2 separate regions of the Mus musculus genome follow, and region 2 is linked to region 1. The links are chromatin loops, found by intact Hi-C in ENCODE. Cell type or tissue: left cerebral cortex. All regions are shown on one strand.

Region 1 (8,000 bases):
ATACCCACAAATGGATGGATGCTCTTGCTGCATGTCAGATAGATGCCAAATCTGATGACTGTATATAAACAGAAGACAACAGCTAGGAAAGGCCACTCAGTGAGATCACATGTGAAGGCTCCGTGCTAGTTCACGCATTCCCAGGGAGCTGCCCAGTGAGTGCCCTGAGGACAGTGGGGTCTGCACATTCTGCCCTTTGACCTCTTATTGTGTGTAACATCGGAAAAGATGGAATACATTTGTGCTCCCCATGCTGCAGCCCGGCCTTCAGAGGTGAAGGACCTATGAGGTCATACATTAAAGCCTCACCTGGAAGAAGGGGTGACTCTTGACTTCCTGCGCACCCTGGGGACCTGCGCCCAACCTCTTCTTAGGGTCCTTGCACAGCAGCCGCTGTAGCAGGTCCTGTGCCACAGGCCCAATCCGGAGAGGGAAGGGAGGGGAGCACTTCAAGATCCGTCTGGGAGGATGGGTGGGGTGTCAGGGGCAGCAAGCCCCCTCCCAGCCCAGCCCAGGAAGGCCGTATAGCCCTCAGCTACCCTCCATGACCTGTACAACTCACCGGGACACCTCAGCCTGAGTGTTCCTCTCTCCCTCCAGTGTGAAGGGTGAGGCCCCTGTCAGCAGCTCGAAGAGCAGGATACCCAGGCTCCACCAGTCCACAGCCTATGGAGCAGGGCCAGAGTGAAGGCCTTGTGCACTAGCCCCACCCCTGCCACCTTCACCCTGACAACCCACCTTGCCATGTCCAGCCTTGCTTCGGATGATTTCGGGAGCCATGTACTCGATTGTGCCACAGAAGGAGAAGGTCCGCTCTTTCTGAGAAGCCAAGAGGACCCATTTGTATACCTTATTTGTATACCTTAGCTTCACCCCTACCCCAAGGGCCCTAAAGGCTTAGAGCAGAACTTGCTCAAATTAGAAGATTCTGGGAAAACAGTGGGAACCTTGGTACCCGACCACTCTGCAGCCCCCTCCCAGGGGGCTGACACGGAGGGAGCAGGTCAAAGGCCTGGCTGGGAGCGCCACTCACTCACCTCCTCCGTCAGGAACTCCTTGCTCAGCCCAAAGTCTGTAAGGACGATGTGACCTTCTGAGTCAAGTAAGACGTTCTCCAGCTTCAGGTCCCGGTAGATGATACCCAGCTGTCAGGAGCAGATGGGACGTTGAGTGCCACCCTGAGAGACACACTACACAGCCACAGCCCTGTGGGTCCCTGCGGGTCCCTGTAGGTCCCCACGTAGGATAAAGAGATGCCCTGAAGATCTTTCACCTGCAGGGAGAACTCCAGGGCAGGATAAAGCTGGGCAGAGCTAGTTATTAGATAAGAAAAGCCACTGGATCCAGGCATGTAAACTCATGCCTATCCTCCTAGTGCCCAGGAGGCTAAGGCAGCCAGCTGAGGCTAGCCGAGGTTAGCCAGCAATTACCAGGAGAGCCGGGTTACTGAGCAAGACCCTCAAAACAAAACAACGAACAAAGAGGAAAAGGAAGAGATCAAAGAGAAAAAAATAAGGACCAAGGCTGGGTGGGACTGGTTAGAAGAGCACCTAGCATGGGGCCCTGGGCTGGGTCCCCAGCACCCCATGAAACCAGGAGTGATCAACAAGCCTGAACTCTCAAAGAGACAAGGGCTGCAGGATTCGAAGTTCAAGGTCATCTTGACTACACAGGGATCTGAAGGCCAGCTTGGGCTACATGAGATGGCTACAGGAAGAGTTAAACAGGGGACCATCGAGAGGGCTCAGCAGAGAGAGTGCCGGCAATCTGAGATGGATCTCAGAACCCATGCAAAGGTGGAAGGATATTGTTAATGTCACAGAATCTGACCCACACATGTGCTCTGGCACATATGCACATACACACACCACACATGCACAAAATAAAAGCAAGTAAGAAGGGACTCAAGAAGGGCCACCAAAGGTACCCTGCATTGAGAAGTCCTGTGCACAGGCCCCAAGGCGCCCAGGAGTGTGAACAAAAAGCCCCATTTCAGAGGTCTTGGTAACTGAGGTCTGAGGTCACCACTTAAGGAAGTCCGATGAAGGTTAGCCTAGGTTCCTGTTGGAGGAAAGCCCCTTCCAGAAGGTTCTGGAGCAGAAGACCCTTCCAGGTAGTGCTGTCTCAAGCAGTTCTTTCAAGGTCCCCGCCCAGGCCACCCCTGAAACAGGAAGCCCCTCATTAGGTTCAGGGCAGTCCCAGGAGAGCAGCCAAAAGGCAGGGCCGTCTCTTACCTTGTGCAGGTGTTCCAGGGCCAGCACAATCTCGCCCCCATACACTCGAACCTCAGCCTCCTTGAAGTACTGGCGCTGGTAGAGGTGAGTGAACATCTCACCACCGCTCACGTAGTCTGGGAGTGAGGAGACGTTGAAATGTTTCCCTACAAGGTAGCCTAATCTAACTCCCGTCCCTCTCCAAAGCTGAGATGTGACAGGCCCTCACCCAGGATGAGGTGCAGCTTGGCATCCGTCTGGAAGGCGTAGTGCAGTGTGACCAGGAAGGGTGCTTGGCGAACCAGCTCCAGCACCGAGCGTTCGGTGCGGGTATGCTCCTGTGTCTTCGCGCGCTGCACCAACGCCGCCTTGCGTAGCACCTTCATGGCATAGAGCTTGCCCGCGTCGTGCCCACCCGTCTTCCGCACCAGGAACACCTTCCCATAGGCTGTGGGAGCAGCAAGCAAGCGGTTGGAAGGTGGGCTGTAAGTGCGAGGGCGGTGCAGACTGGTGGGAAGGGGGGTGCAAAAGGCTGACAGAGCCTTCTAAGGAGAAGGTGAGCCCTCCCTGGAGGGTGCTCGGTTAAGCCTGAAAAGCAATTTGCAGTGCAAACTAGCCTGGGGAGCTTGCAACTCCAGAAGGCCTGCGGGGCGGGGAAGGGGCGGGGCACGTGCAAACCTGGGATGATCAAGAGAGCTGAGAAAAGATGAAAACGCTGGCACCGGAGGCAGAGGCGCGCTCCCAGTCAGCGGAGGGATGTGCAAACCCGGACTGGGGAATTTGCAAAATACAAGAGTGGGGCTCGCAAGGGAAGATGGGGAGAGAAGCTGTGCAAAGCTCTTGGGAGGGAGTCAAAACCCCAAAGAGGCTAGGAAATCGCGGCAGGGGGCACGCACGCATAGGACTTTGCAGAGAAGAGTCCTGTCAACGTGGACGCCCGGCAAGTAGGCTCGGAACCCTGGTACGGTAGGGCGGGGCGGGCAAGGGGAGCTATGCCGGGAAAGGGTGGGGGGACCTCCCCAGCAACCAGGCCCAGGCCCAGGTCCAGGCGAGTGGGCGGGCAGAAGGCCCAAAGCACCATGCCAGTGAAAGCGGTTTCTCACCTCCCGTGCCCAGCACCTTGAGCAGCGCGAAGTTCTCCACGCTCACCTTCTCCTCATGCCCGGTGAGGTTGGCTGCGGACACAGGGGGGCGAGTGAGCCCAGAGGGTCGCTGACTCTTGCCACCCGTCCGGGAGAGCCGCCTCGGGATCCGGCACCCACCTTCGGTGATCTGCAGCTCCACGGCGCAGCCCTCGTCCTCATCCTCGTCTCCCATGGCGGGCGGGTCGCTGGGGCCCGCGCGGCTGGGGCTACGGGCGGCGCCGGTTACATGGCGGCTCCGGCCGGGGCGGGTGCTTCCTGGTGCCGCCTCTGGGGCCGAGCGGGCGCCGGCACCGCCTCCCGGCTCCCAGCCCGCCCCGTGCGGCCTGAGTCAGGCGGCTGGAACGTGACGGAGCGGGGCTGCGGGTGGGAAGCATCAGACGGTGGCAGGGTCTCCTGGCCCCGGGACCAGTGAGAGCCGTGCAGGGCCTTTGGGTGACATGTGGCTGCAGCTGGAGTAAGCCTCCTAGCCAGGTGTCTGTCCAGCAGGATATGGAGGACACTAGAGGTCTGTGTCCCAGGATTTGAGGAGGGCTGCCCACCCAGGCTGATGGAGCCCTCCCTCCCACGTGGCAGCCTTGCCTCTTCTGCTCCTCTTAGCCAACAGACACAAATCACAGCCCACTTCCTTCTTTAGGACCACTCGTTACACTCGTTAAGCTCAGCAAATACACTGGAGATCTTTATATTCCCTGGACACAGGAGCCCTAGGCTCTTGATGCTGGGCCGGCAATGGGCATCCTGAGAGTACACTTCAGAAACAGGAAGCCACTTTACATGGGTAAAGTTGCTTTTGCCCCAAAGGAGACCAACTGAGTTGGATGCCTAGTTCCCTCCCACATGGTAAAAAGAAAGAACCGACTTCCACAAGCTGCCCTTAGATCTAAGTGCCTGCACCTACATACAATGCAAACATATGGCATAATATAAAATAAATGTAATTTCAAAAAGAATTAAAGAGGGAGCCTGCAGGGCTGATTGCACAAGGACCCCACTCCACCTTTCCCAGGGAGCCCCACCCTCCCTGGGGCAGCCTCGGGTGCCCTGACTCACATCCTGCCACCCAGCCTAATTGTCCCTGTATTCGTTTGCTTCTTTGTTGCTGTGATAAAACGTTCTGACTTAAAGCAGCTTGGGGAAGGGGCAGTTATTTGGTTTGCAGGCTACAGTCCATAACTGAGGGAAGTCAAGGCAGAAACTCAAGGCTGGAACCTGGAGATCAGAACTGAAGCAGAGACCATGGAGGAGCACTGCTTATGATGAGGAGCACTGCTTATGAGGAGCACTGCTTACTGACTTTCATCCCTTGACTTTTTCAGCTAGCTTTATTACATAACCCAAGCCCATCTAGCTAGGGATGTATCACCCACAGTGACTTAGGCCTTCCTATAATCAATTTGCAATCAAGAAAATGCCTCCACAAATATGCCCATGGGCTAATCTGCTGGAAGCAGTCTCTCAGCTGTGAGGTTCCCTCTACCTAGGTGTCTAGTTTGACAAAAGAACTATGACATTTCACCCCGTCAGCTCGTCTGTGTTAAAGCATAGCCTTTCCTTTCTTATTTGTCCTTAAGGTCTCATGCTAGCATCCCAATATTTTAAGAAGGTAGCATACACCTTTAATCCCAGCACTCAGAAGGCAGAGGTAAGTGGACCTCTGAGTTCGAGGCCAGCCTGGTCTACAGAGTGAGTTCCAGGAGAACCAGGGCTACACAGAGAAACCCTGTCTCAAAAAAAAAACAAAACAAAACAAAAACAAAAAGCAAACAAACAAAAAAACCAATAACTGGATAGTCTTTATTATCTTTTTAAATAAAATCTAGTCTCTTAAATGTGGGCTACTGTAAAGTCTAAAATACTGACATACTTTAAGATTTCTTTATTTTATTTATTTATCTTCTGGCCTCAAATCATTGAAGCTGCTCTGCTCTGCTAGCCTGCCATCCACAGAACACATGGCTTGTCTTGAAGGCTTGAGTCAGTTCCTTTCCACAACTGCTGCTGTCCTTAGCATTTGTCCCACATTCCTGGTATCTCCCAGATCCTGAGGTCTCCACTGCGACTGAGACTGGACCTTCACCACAGACCTCCTGGCCCCCTTCTGGGACTCTGACCTTGCTACATGGTACCAAGCCTCAGCTGTTCTCCATGACCCTTCCAGGCCTTTGAAACCAGTACCATTTGGAAGCCTCTTACACATTGTTTGCCAAGTTTGATTGACAGCTTAAGATGCAGCCTTGGCCCCTACTTGGCCACAGCTTCTGTGTGGTGACCCTGAGAAACATTCTCCACAAGATTTTGCCTCAGTGACACTGGTTTCTTATTAGTAGTAGCTGAGTCAGCCCTAGCTGACAAACATTTGTTGTCTCAGTAAATCAAAGGTTTCACTGATTTTTTTTCCTCCTGTTTTTTTGGGACGGGATTTCTCTGTGTAGCCCCAGCTATCCTGGAATTTGCTCCATCGGCCAGACTAGCCTCAGACTCAGAGATTCACCTGCCTCTGCCTCCTGGGTGCTGGAATCAAAGGTGTGCACCACCACAGCCCAGATCACTTCTACTGATTCTTATTTCAAATATATCATATGGATAACCCTGACAAACTCTGAAACTTCACAAGCCAAGCCACCATTGTCTGCACTGCTCTCACTGTGGTCTCCAAGTTCCCACAACAGTTCCTTAAGCTCTGAGCACTCGACAGCATACAAGCCACATGGTCCATCAACTTCTATATTAGTTTGCTTCTCTGTGACTGTGATTTAAAAAAAAATACTCTGGCAAAAAGTAACTTGTGGGAAAAAAAGTTTTAGCTGGCAAGCCAAGCCAAGCCAAGGCAAGAACATAGAGGTAGGAACTTGTAGCTGTCTTTTGCTACTTTGTGGGGTTTTTCTCCCACTCTTCTCTACCCCTTTTCTCCCACCCTTTCAATTTCCTAACACAGGGTAAGAGAGAAAAAAGGATAGAGGGGAAAGGAAAGAGATCCCTGAAGAAAGCCAAGGTGAGAAAGGAGGGAGACATTATTGTTAGACTTCCTGCTGACTAGGGGTTTCCAGTTCCTTGGTGCAAGTTTAATCTTCACCATCAGGTTATCTAATTTCTTCTTGTTTCTTCTTCGTGCACACGACTTAACAACCCACGTAGCCTCTCAACCCACGTAGCCTCTCAAGGGCCCTAGTGTCTGTTTATATACCCTTTGAGAACTCCAGAATTCCAAAAGTCACATAACACAGTCTCAGGAACTCTCTGCCCCATATCCCACACCTGGGATTAAAACTAAAATACATTCACATAATATTTCTGTGGTTTTCAAAGAAACCAAAATTCCAGAGTTGTCCCAGCAGGAACTGGAGTGGAGACCATGGAGTGGAGACCGTGGAGGGATGCTGCTTGTTCCCTTGCTTCCTCTGCCGTGCTCGGCTGCCTTTCCTTCCTTCCTTCCTTCCTTTCTTTCTTTCTTTCTTTCTTTCTTTCTTTCTTTCTTTCAAGATTTTTATTATTTTTAACTGGTGATCATGGAAGCCAGAGGCATTCCCTAGAGCTGGAGTTACAGAAAGCTGTGAGCTTCCCAATGTGGGCCTTGCAGAAGAGCAGTGAGTGCTCTCAACTATTGAGCCATGCCTCCAGGGTCTCTCCTAGCTTTTTTATACAGCCCAGGATCACCTGCCTAGGGACATAGCATCACAGTGGACTGAGCCATCCTACATCAATCAAGAGAATGCCTCCGTAGACACTCCCGTATGCCAATCAGATGGTGACAATTTCTCTGTTAGCTTTCCTCTTCCCAGGTGTCAAATTGACAACTAAAGCTGTATCAGTTCCCTTTTGTCATCCTGGTGACCCAGCTCAGAGATGTGCCATACCACCTCTTATAGAAACCAGACTGTGAGCTCCCTGAGGAGCTGACCAGGGGTTTCCAGTTCCTTGGTTCCTCCAAAGCGGTTGGGTGGGGGAAGATGAGGAGGTTGGAAAACATGGAGAGAGAAAAGTGCCCTGAGAGGCAGGGTCAGGCCAACTAAGTTCACTGTTCTCATATCCCAGACCCCAGGTCTCATCCGCTGTTAAATGCCTACCCAGGCCCTGCCCCCATTGGCTGGTTACCTGGCGGGCTCATGCAGGTTTTCACAAGGCCAAATGGCCACACTATGATTCCTTTTGCTGCCTGATCCAGGCATGGCTCCCTGACTACAGAAGCCCACAGCAATAGACGTCCCCAGCACCTCCAGTCTCCCACAAGCAGCCAGCAGACACAGAACCCAGATTCAAGGGGTTTCAGCTTTATTCTTCTTTCCCTCGTGTCCCAGACAATGCTCAGATATCAGCCCAGGCCTGTCCCCAGGGAATGGGCCTTAGCTCCCCATCTAGAGCTGGCAGAGGGTTTTCTTGCCCACTCTTGCCAGCCGTCTTCAGCTGGGGAGTCTCCCAGGGATCGTCTCCTTGGTGAGGGCTGTACTTCAGAGCAAGAGCCCTGGCCAGGAGCTCCCGGTTTGGACCAATCATCTCCCCTGTCCACAGCCTCGTCCCAGCTCCTTCTCAGAGCCCCAGTATAGGCTGTGGGGGACCTGAGAGCCCAGGCCTCTTTGTCCAAGGGGTCTTCTTGGGGTCCCCTGGTCCCCCGGCTCTTGGGCTGCCTGGGAGCCCCACTGACCCT
Region 2 (8,000 bases), 340 kb before region 1:
GAGCTTGCTTTTTTTCTTCCTTCCTTCCTTCCTTTGTCTCAGAAACAGAGTCTCGCTATGTATCCCAGGCTAGACTCTAGCTTGAGATAGTTTTTCTGTACTGGTCTATCAAGTGCTGGAATTCTAGACATTAGCCCCACACCTGGCTTGTCCAGGATCTCGACTGCACCCGTGAGCTCACCGTGACAGTTCTGCACCAGATGGAATCTGGAACCAATACTCCGGCCTCTCCCGCCCCTTCTTCTCTCAGCAGGGCCTTCCTTCCCTCTCCACTCACCTGCCCAACTTGTGCTCAGTTCAGGGTCTCTTTACATTGTTCTTCTTTTCTCCTCTGCCTCCTGCATTGCTTGCTCTCCCCTGTCCAAGCAGGTTGATGTGAGTGTGAAGGTTGCATCCAAAGGTGAGGGAAGGGATTTTATCTGCACGTGTCTCTGGGGGCCATGGCAAGTACTTCTAATCCACCCCCAAGTGTGGAGAGCAGATCCCAGTGAAAGGGGCCATCCTAAGACAGAAAGGTTTCTTCAGCTGGATGTAATCAGACCTGGAAGCCTTTGTCCTTCTGAACAACTGTCCTGGAGAACCCTGGGGAGCTAGGGGCTGAGGCTAGGAGACAGGAGAACTGGGGAGGGGAGGAGGGAGGGCTGCAGAAAAGGAAGGGGGCCTTGAATAGGACCAGGCAAGCACCTTGGTAGTCAGGGGTGTGAGTGTGTGTGTGTGTGTGTGTGTGTGTGTGTGTGTGTGTGTGTGTGTGAGAGAGAGAGAGAGAGAGAGAGAGAGTGTGTCTCCAGTGCCTTTGGGGCTGTGGATGGGTTGTTTCTGTAGCTATGGATGACTGAGTTTTAAGGGGGTGGGGAGTTTATGTTGGCCATTCATTGCCTATAATCAACATGTATGTGTGTCTGTTTCTCTGCAAACATTTGGTATGCCAATATCTGATCACACACATGTATATATGTGTCCGATCTGTGTGCCTCCTGGCACACTGGTACCTATAGGGATGCGTGGGTGTTTTCTTACCCGAACCGGTCCACAAACCAGCGTGCACATGTGTTTCAAGGGGGAACAGCTAAAGAGGGCTGTGGCCACATCTCTGCGAGCTGGACCAGCAAGCACTTTTGGGTTTCGTCCAGATGGGGGAGGGGTGGTGATGGTGGTGGTGGTGGTGGAGGAGGAGGAGGAGGAGGAGGAGGAGGAGGAGGAGGAGGAGGAGGAAGAGAGCGGCCTCTCTTGCTAGCCTCAGTCCTGTTCAATTATTCAGCAGGGCCCCTTCTCCCGGAGGGGGGTGGCGGTGGTGGTGGTGATGGTGATGGTGGAAAGCGCGCTCCCGAGCGCGGGGGAGGGGCGGGGCGCGCGCATAGGAGAGGCGAGCGGCGAGCGGGCTAGCCAGGTGCCACGCCGTGGAGCTGCCCAGCGCCGCCCGCAGATCGGGAGCCGCTCGGGTCCCTCCGCCCTGCCCCCCCTCCTCCTGCGCTTCCCCTCCCCTCCCTTCCTTTCCACCGTCCCTCCCTCCCTCCCTGTGTCCCTCCCTCCCTCTCCCTTCTAGCCCTCTCAGCCTCTGCAGCAACACTCCGCTGCCTCCATCTCTCCGCCGGAATCTCGCAGGCTCGCGCCTTTCCTCTGCTTGGCCCCGCTCCCCTCTTCTCCTCTCCCCTCCTCTCCTCTCCCCTCACTCCCCCATCACCCGGATTTGCTTCCCTCCCCCTCCTCCCGCCCCCCTCCCCCGGCCGCTCCCTCCTTCCTTCTCTGGCCTCTGTCGGGCAGCAGCGGCGCCGGGTCGGTTCCGCGGGGCTCTCGCTTTCGGGGGAGCCGGGCCTCTGTCGCTTCTGCGCACCCCATCTCCCGCCCCGCTGGGTTTTTCCGCAGGATTTCCCTACCGTCCCCTCCCCAGCACCATGCCCCCACCCGCTGGCCGCTGACGGCCCTCTGCGCCGGCCCGGCCCCGGCCTGAGGGGGGACCCCTAGCCGCCCGCGATGGATCCAGGCTTCACGGACCTTGGCCTTCCCGCTGCGCGTACCCCGGATTCCCCGGCGGGATCCAGTTGATTTGCTTGGCTCCGGACTGAGGCTCGGGCTCTGGTTTTCCTTCGCTTCACCCCTACCCCCCTCTCGGAGCTCGCAACCGGAGGGGGGCTTCGCGGGGCCGCGCAGCCCCGCGTCCCCGCCCCCGGCCATGGGGCTGTAAGGTGGCCGCCCCCGGGCCGAGATGCCCCCCGGGGGGAGCGGGCAGGGGGGGTGCCCGCGCCGCCCCCCCGCCCTGGCCGGGCCCCTGCCGCCACCGCCGCCGCCGCCGCCGCTGCCGCTTCTGCTGGGGCTGCTGCTGCTGCTGGGGGCGGCTGAGGGGGCCCGGGTCTCGTCCAGCCTCAGCACCACCCACCACGTCCACCACTTCCACAGCAAGCACGGCACCGTGCCCATCGCCATCAACCGCATGCCCTTCCTCACCCGCAGCGGGCACGGTAAGTGGCGCCCCGACGCCGGCGGACTGGCTTGTGGGGCTTGGGTGCTCCGCCCAGGCCCCGGGAGCCCCGAGGGCCGCACCCCGACTGTGCACTCTCGGAGCTGGGCTTTGCGGCGGCGGAGCCCCTTCACCTCCCATCTCCAGCTCCCATCATGCCAGCCCCACCCTCACCTCCATCTCTCCATTCCTCCTGCTCACCCTCATCCCTGTCTCCATAAGTGCTTCCTAGTCTCACCTGCACCTGCTCTTCCCCAAGTGCTTTGTTAGCCTCTGTCTCTCCCAGAGCCCTATCGCCTGTCCTTTCACCCTGTCTGTCCCTCCTTGAATCCCTCTTCCCTATCACCTCCATCCATCCCCTTCCGCGGCTGGTGTGCTACCTTCCACCTCTGCCTACCTGGCAACCTTCCCTTTTCTTTTCCATTCCTGGCCTTCCACCATCCCTCAAACAATTCACTCAGTCTGCGGGCCCCATCATCTGCACCCCGATTGTACGATTGTACTCTCATCTTTGGTACCTACTCACCTTCCATCCCCATCTCTGCTCTGCTTCCAGTTGTGACCCTCCCCATGTCACCCCCTGAGCCCAGTCTCTCTGCTTCCAGGCTCCTCGTCACCTCTCCTGTGTCAGCCCCAATCACTCCATTCACTGCCAGCCCAGTCCTTCATACCCTCTGTCTCCAAGCCCCTGCCCTTCCTTCTTGAACAGGCCCTGCCACTTTATACTTCAGACTCACTTCCCCTCTAGACCTCAGGCCTTCATTCCTCCATATCTGAGACTCCCCCACCCCCAGGATTCTCAGGAAGCCATCTCTTCCCAGCTCTGTACCTGTCACCTCCTGTCTATGTCCCTCAGACTCTAGGAGCCTGTCACTTTCCATTACTGTACCCCACAACATCTATGCCGGGTGCCCCGTTTCCTGACACACCTGCCCATCTTGGCGACTGTTGCTTTTGTCTCAGGCCCTCCTTCACGTGCCATCTCAGGGCTTCAGCCACCTCCCATCCGGAGACCCCATCAGCTCTGGGTTTAATTTATTTATCACTTCCCGCTCCGTCCTGCACCCCAGCTTCATCTCCCTCACCGTGTCCTTCAGTTAAGCCCCTACCACCCCCATTCGTGCTCCTCTTCTGCCGGCCCCCATCTCCAGCCCTCATCACCTCCCGGCCCAGGCTCCCTGCCCACCGCTGGGCTCTCCTCTCCATCTCTGAGCCCTCCATCCCTTGCTGTCTGAGCACTGTGCTCCTCAGCTCTCTCCATTCTCCCCTCTCAGGGCTTTCATCTCCTCCCTGCCATCTCAGTGCCTTGCCATCCTCATTTCAGACCGTCCCTCACCTTCCCTGCTCAGCCCCATTGCTGTTCCTCCATCACTGTCTACAACCATGCTATTGTGTCCCGTCCATTCCCCTCAGTGCCTCCCATTTCCACACTCTTGGTTTTCCCATGACTGTTCTGTGTCTGCAAGAAGCCCCCTGATCTCCACACCCCATGTCATATCCGGTCTTTCTGTCCCTGTCCCTCCCTGCCCCCCATATGCCACTACTTTGTTTCCTCCATTCCCCAGGAGCAGTCTCTTCAGGTCCCTCTGTTCCCTCTCTGCCATCTCAGCTACCATCCCTACCACAGGCAGCACTCTCCACTTCTCCTTTCCCACATCCTCACCCCAGCTCTGCCTCTTCAGGGTCTCTCATGCCCTTCCCTTACCCCTGCCTCCTTGCTGTTCTCTTCTGGCTCTCCTCAGATACTCAGACAGAACATTCTAGGCAATGGTGCTAGGTATTAGGAAAGGGGTCCAGGTGCACTGGAGGGGAGCCCTGTGGGGAAAGAGGGGCAGACATGAAAGAGACGGCAAGGTGCTGGCTCAGAGATGATGGGCAGGTGGAGAGGAGAGCCCAGGAGCTGGCAGGGGCAGGAGTCAGGCAGAGGGAACAGGAATCCAGGCTTTCCTGGACTGTGCAGGGTGCTTTATTTCTCTACAGTGTTAGATCTCCCAGAAAGGTCTTGTCACCGCCCCTGATGCTCCGAGACACGGTCAAGAGAATGGGGCCAACAACTATAACATGTTGGCATGAGCATTGCCTGTGTGTGTGGGGTGTCTTCCCAGGGTAGAAGGAGGTAAGGATGAGGGGGAGGGCAGCTCGGGACACTGATGAAGTGGTGGAGAGGCTGAAAAGGATTCAGGGGGAAGGAGGGGACTAAGGAAATCTACAAGAGGAGAAAGCAGTTTCTCATGACTGAACCCCTCTCTGCTCACCTCAGCTATGGGGAGATGAGAGAACTGGCCTCCCCTGGGACGCCTCCCTGGGCTGGAGGCCAGCCAGCTTTCCTCCTGCTCCAAGGCTCCCTAGTGTGAGGGCAGTGCACTTTCTCTTTCTCTCTCTCTCTCTCTCTCTCTCTCTCTCTCTCTCTCTCTCTCTCTCTCTGCATGGACACCTGCTTCTCTGCTTCTCTACTGAGTCTCCTTGCCTTCTTCCCTGCTCACAGCTTTCCCACTCTCCCTCCCATCCCCCAAGCCCTCCCATTACATAATGTCCCTTCCCACCTGACATTTCTGTACCTGATGTCACTGTAGGGTATGGGGTGACCAACACACCTGGGACCTAAAATGGACAGAGGAGATGACACCTTTCTGGTCTTTCTGGTCATGGACCCCTTCATCCCAGTACTGGTCTCTGAATCTTTGATGAGCTCTTTTCTAGTCCTCCCGAGAGCCCACGAAGGCAGACCAACTCCCACTCAGTTCAGCAGCTTCCAGCAGAAGAGGGCTATCATGTAGTTTGGTTCTGTGGATGAGTATATAACTTAGATTCCTGACTGAATGGTGTATGGCCAGGATGAAGCTAAGAGCTGAGGTATGTAGATGAAGAGAGAGTTTAGCTGTCAGGGCCTGTGCAGAAGCCCCACCCCCTGGCTGTGGTGTTCTCCTGGGAAGATTTGTTGATAACAGAAAGCACCTAAGACCCGGGCTTTTCTGGATAATGCAGAGGCCTTATCCCTTGACCGCTCTAGATCTCCCAGAAAGCTTCTGTGCTGGCTTCTGATGTTCCTGGGGCACTGGCACACAGAGCCGCATGTGTGCTTTGAGCCCCCGGGGCATGACTGCACGGGCAGTTTTTAAATGGAGTAAATGCTGTGAGTCTGGGTTCCTGAAACATTGTTGATGGTTAGTTGTTTTCTTTCTAGAATGTAGGGATGTGTGTGTGTGTGCATGCATGTGTTGACTATATGATCATATCTAGTGTTTTATGGCTCTGTGAATTTCTGGGTCTAGGAAGCATTGAGGTGACTGTTGAATGTGTGCAGAAGGTGACATCTTATGTCTGATTAGAAACTCTTGCCATGGGCTTCCAGCGGTGTGGGTCTGGCCAGCATGCTATGCATAGTCAGCTCCCAATTTACCAGTGTGGAAAAGAACAATTGGTCTATACCAGTCTTGGGCAACACTGGAGCCTGCTTTAGTCCCCTTTGCTTCTCAAAACCTTTCTGGATGCTGTCAAGTTACAGATGTGGAGTGTTATCCTGGGCACCAAGGCTGGCATGCCTTCTTCTGGGAGGGCTAGAGAGTTTGCTTGCCTGGCAGAGCTGTGGGAAGCGCCTCCGGAGCGTGGCCGGAGGGGCGGGGCTTGGCAGAAGCTCCGCCTCCAGCACCCGACCTCCTCGTAAACCAAGCCCTCTGTCCCCGCCCGTGCGGGAGCAGTGGTGCTGGGGAGAGAAATGTCTCCCTGGGGTAATTACTGCAGCCCCAGCCCAATAAACCATTCATCCTTTCCCTCTTCTGCCCAAGAAGTGTCTCTCCACCCTGGTTCCCCCCCACAGTATAATAAATGCCCTTCGGCTTTAACAGGTCCGCCCAGCACAGTAAACTGGCTGCAGTGTGAGAACAGCTGGATCATAAATCCTGGGGGAGGCCGGGGCTGGGAAGCGGGAGGGCTGGGGCGCGGGCGCCCATTTGTACCTCGCCGGCCCCTGCCCTTGGCCGCCCGCGGAGGCCTGTCTTTGTGCGTTTACCGCCATGTTTCCCTGGCTGCCTCGACTCCTGTGGCGGGGTCTGCCTCTCCGGTCTGGGGCTTTGTGTGCAGTTGGGTGCCTCGCGACCCGCGCGTGGGTGTGGGGTCTAGGTGTGCGTCACTTGGAGCTGGGTCTCCTTGTAAGGGCTGGGACTTGGGTTGTTGGCACACATCTCAGATCTCTCCGGCTTTCCTGTCTAACCCGGCACCTGGCTTGCTGCTGTTCCGGTGCTATAGAAGCAGGAATGGCGCTGTCCATGGTGATGAGCGTGCTGATGGCTTCCAGCAGGAAAGCCGGCAGGAAGGGCCTCCTTTTTAGACCTGGCAGATTTGGGACCAGACTCCATGTAGATGGAGTTTCCTTCCCTGGTGTTAAAGGACCAAACAGCCTGATGAAATAGCCCTCTCCCGGGGAGGCCCTGGAACCCGGGGGTCAGGGAGTGTGTAGAGGAAGGTCAACATCTCTGCTCCCCAAACCCAATCTCCCAAATTCAACGTGCAGCTTGTGAGTGAAAGGGAGAGGGAGGACCCTGGGTATTATGGTTGTCATGGAAACAGCCGATTTTCTGGAGTGCTGCAGTGTTGGGAGCTGAGAGACTGTACTGGCTGAGGCATAGCCACTTGGCTCTGCTCTCCAGGCCCAGCCCTTACTAGGCAGTCAGGTAGCCTGCAGTGAGTATGGAGGTGATGCTCTCTGTGTACCTCTCACTGGGACCCGAAGGCCCAGCCTTCCTCACTGTACCTCTAGGGTCTAAGGTAGAAGGCACACCTGAGCCTGCAGGGCCAAAGCTGCTCTCCCCCCCGTCTGCTGGGGTGCTTTCCAAACTACAGGCTGCAAAAAGATGACAATTTTAGACATCCACGTGGTTTCTCCATGTCTGCCCTGCCCCTGAGGTCCCTCCCCATTCTTACTCTGTCAGGAGGGTAGGAGACAAGGAAGAAGCTCAGGGAAGAGCAGGGGACCAGTGCCTTCTCTTGCTCTAGTCTCACCAGTTCTGATGCCAGACTGAAGCCCCCCTTCCCTTCCCAGCCTCTCAAAGCACTCAGAAGTCCCCTCCCTCTCCTGGGGACCTAGAGTTCCTTGATGGATCCCTCTTTCCACCAGACTGCCCAGACTACTAGGGGCCCACTGGGTGAGAGACCCCGGGTCCCTGCTTCCCCTAGACCAGAGTTCTCCACTGTGTTCCCTACTGGCTTGCTGCAGGCTTCCATGCCCAGTCTCCATCTGCATCCCTTTCTCCCTGGCTAGGTCCTCCCTTGAACTCCTTTCCCCATCTCAAGAAGTGCCTTGAGAAGAGTCGTTAGTAGCTGATCATTTAATCAGGCACTTTATGCATCTCATCTGCTCTGGTTATGTCCTAAAGAATGCAGGATGAGTCTCTCCCCTTCCCTTTCTGCAGGCCCAAGAGTCTAGTCCTTCAGGACTCCCAGCAAGGCTCCCTTCCCGGAAACTGGGTGACCAGCCCCCCTCCCACTCCCACCTCCACCCCCAGGGAGCTCAGTCAGCCGCAGGAGGGAACATGGCGACTAATGGGGT

Evidence for each region. Peaks named below come from ENCODE experiments on the same cell type or tissue, not always from the same donor. Only the 100,000 strongest peaks of a DNase experiment are listed, where the experiment ranks them.
Region 2: it touches region 1 in a loop (4-fold over the local background); 4 of 42 quality-filtered maps call a loop at or near these places.

Annotation. Positions count from the first base shown.
Region 1 is chr19:6,837,018-6,845,017 of GRCm38, forward strand. It overlaps Rps6ka4 (ribosomal protein S6 kinase, polypeptide 4), which reads right to left and starts at 3,610. Exons shown (of 18, transcript NM_019924.2): 1 at 3,476-3,610; 2 at 3,317-3,388; 3 at 2,443-2,661; 4 at 2,235-2,350; 5 at 1,038-1,145; 6 at 739-819; 7 at 563-666; 8 at 310-460. The coding sequence starts at 3,530. Ccdc88b (coiled-coil domain containing 88B) reads right to left here. Exons shown (of 27, transcript NM_001081291.1): 27 at 7,606-8,000. In left cerebral cortex, a CTCF peak has its summit at 3,650; DNase peaks (open chromatin) are centred at 2,848, 3,665 and 3,920; H3K4me3 peaks cover 2,013 bases; H3K27ac peaks cover 1,740 bases.
Region 2 is chr19:6,496,076-6,504,075 of GRCm38, forward strand. All of the region lies in intron 17 of Nrxn2 (neurexin II), which reads left to right. Gm52381 (a long non-coding RNA gene) reads right to left here and starts at 1,180. Exons shown (of 2, transcript XR_003952843.1): 1 at 278-1,180. In left cerebral cortex, no CTCF peak of the experiment used is centred here; DNase peaks (open chromatin) are centred at 1,370, 1,571, 2,525, 3,814 and 6 more places; H3K4me3 peaks cover 7,051 bases; H3K27ac peaks cover 7,082 bases.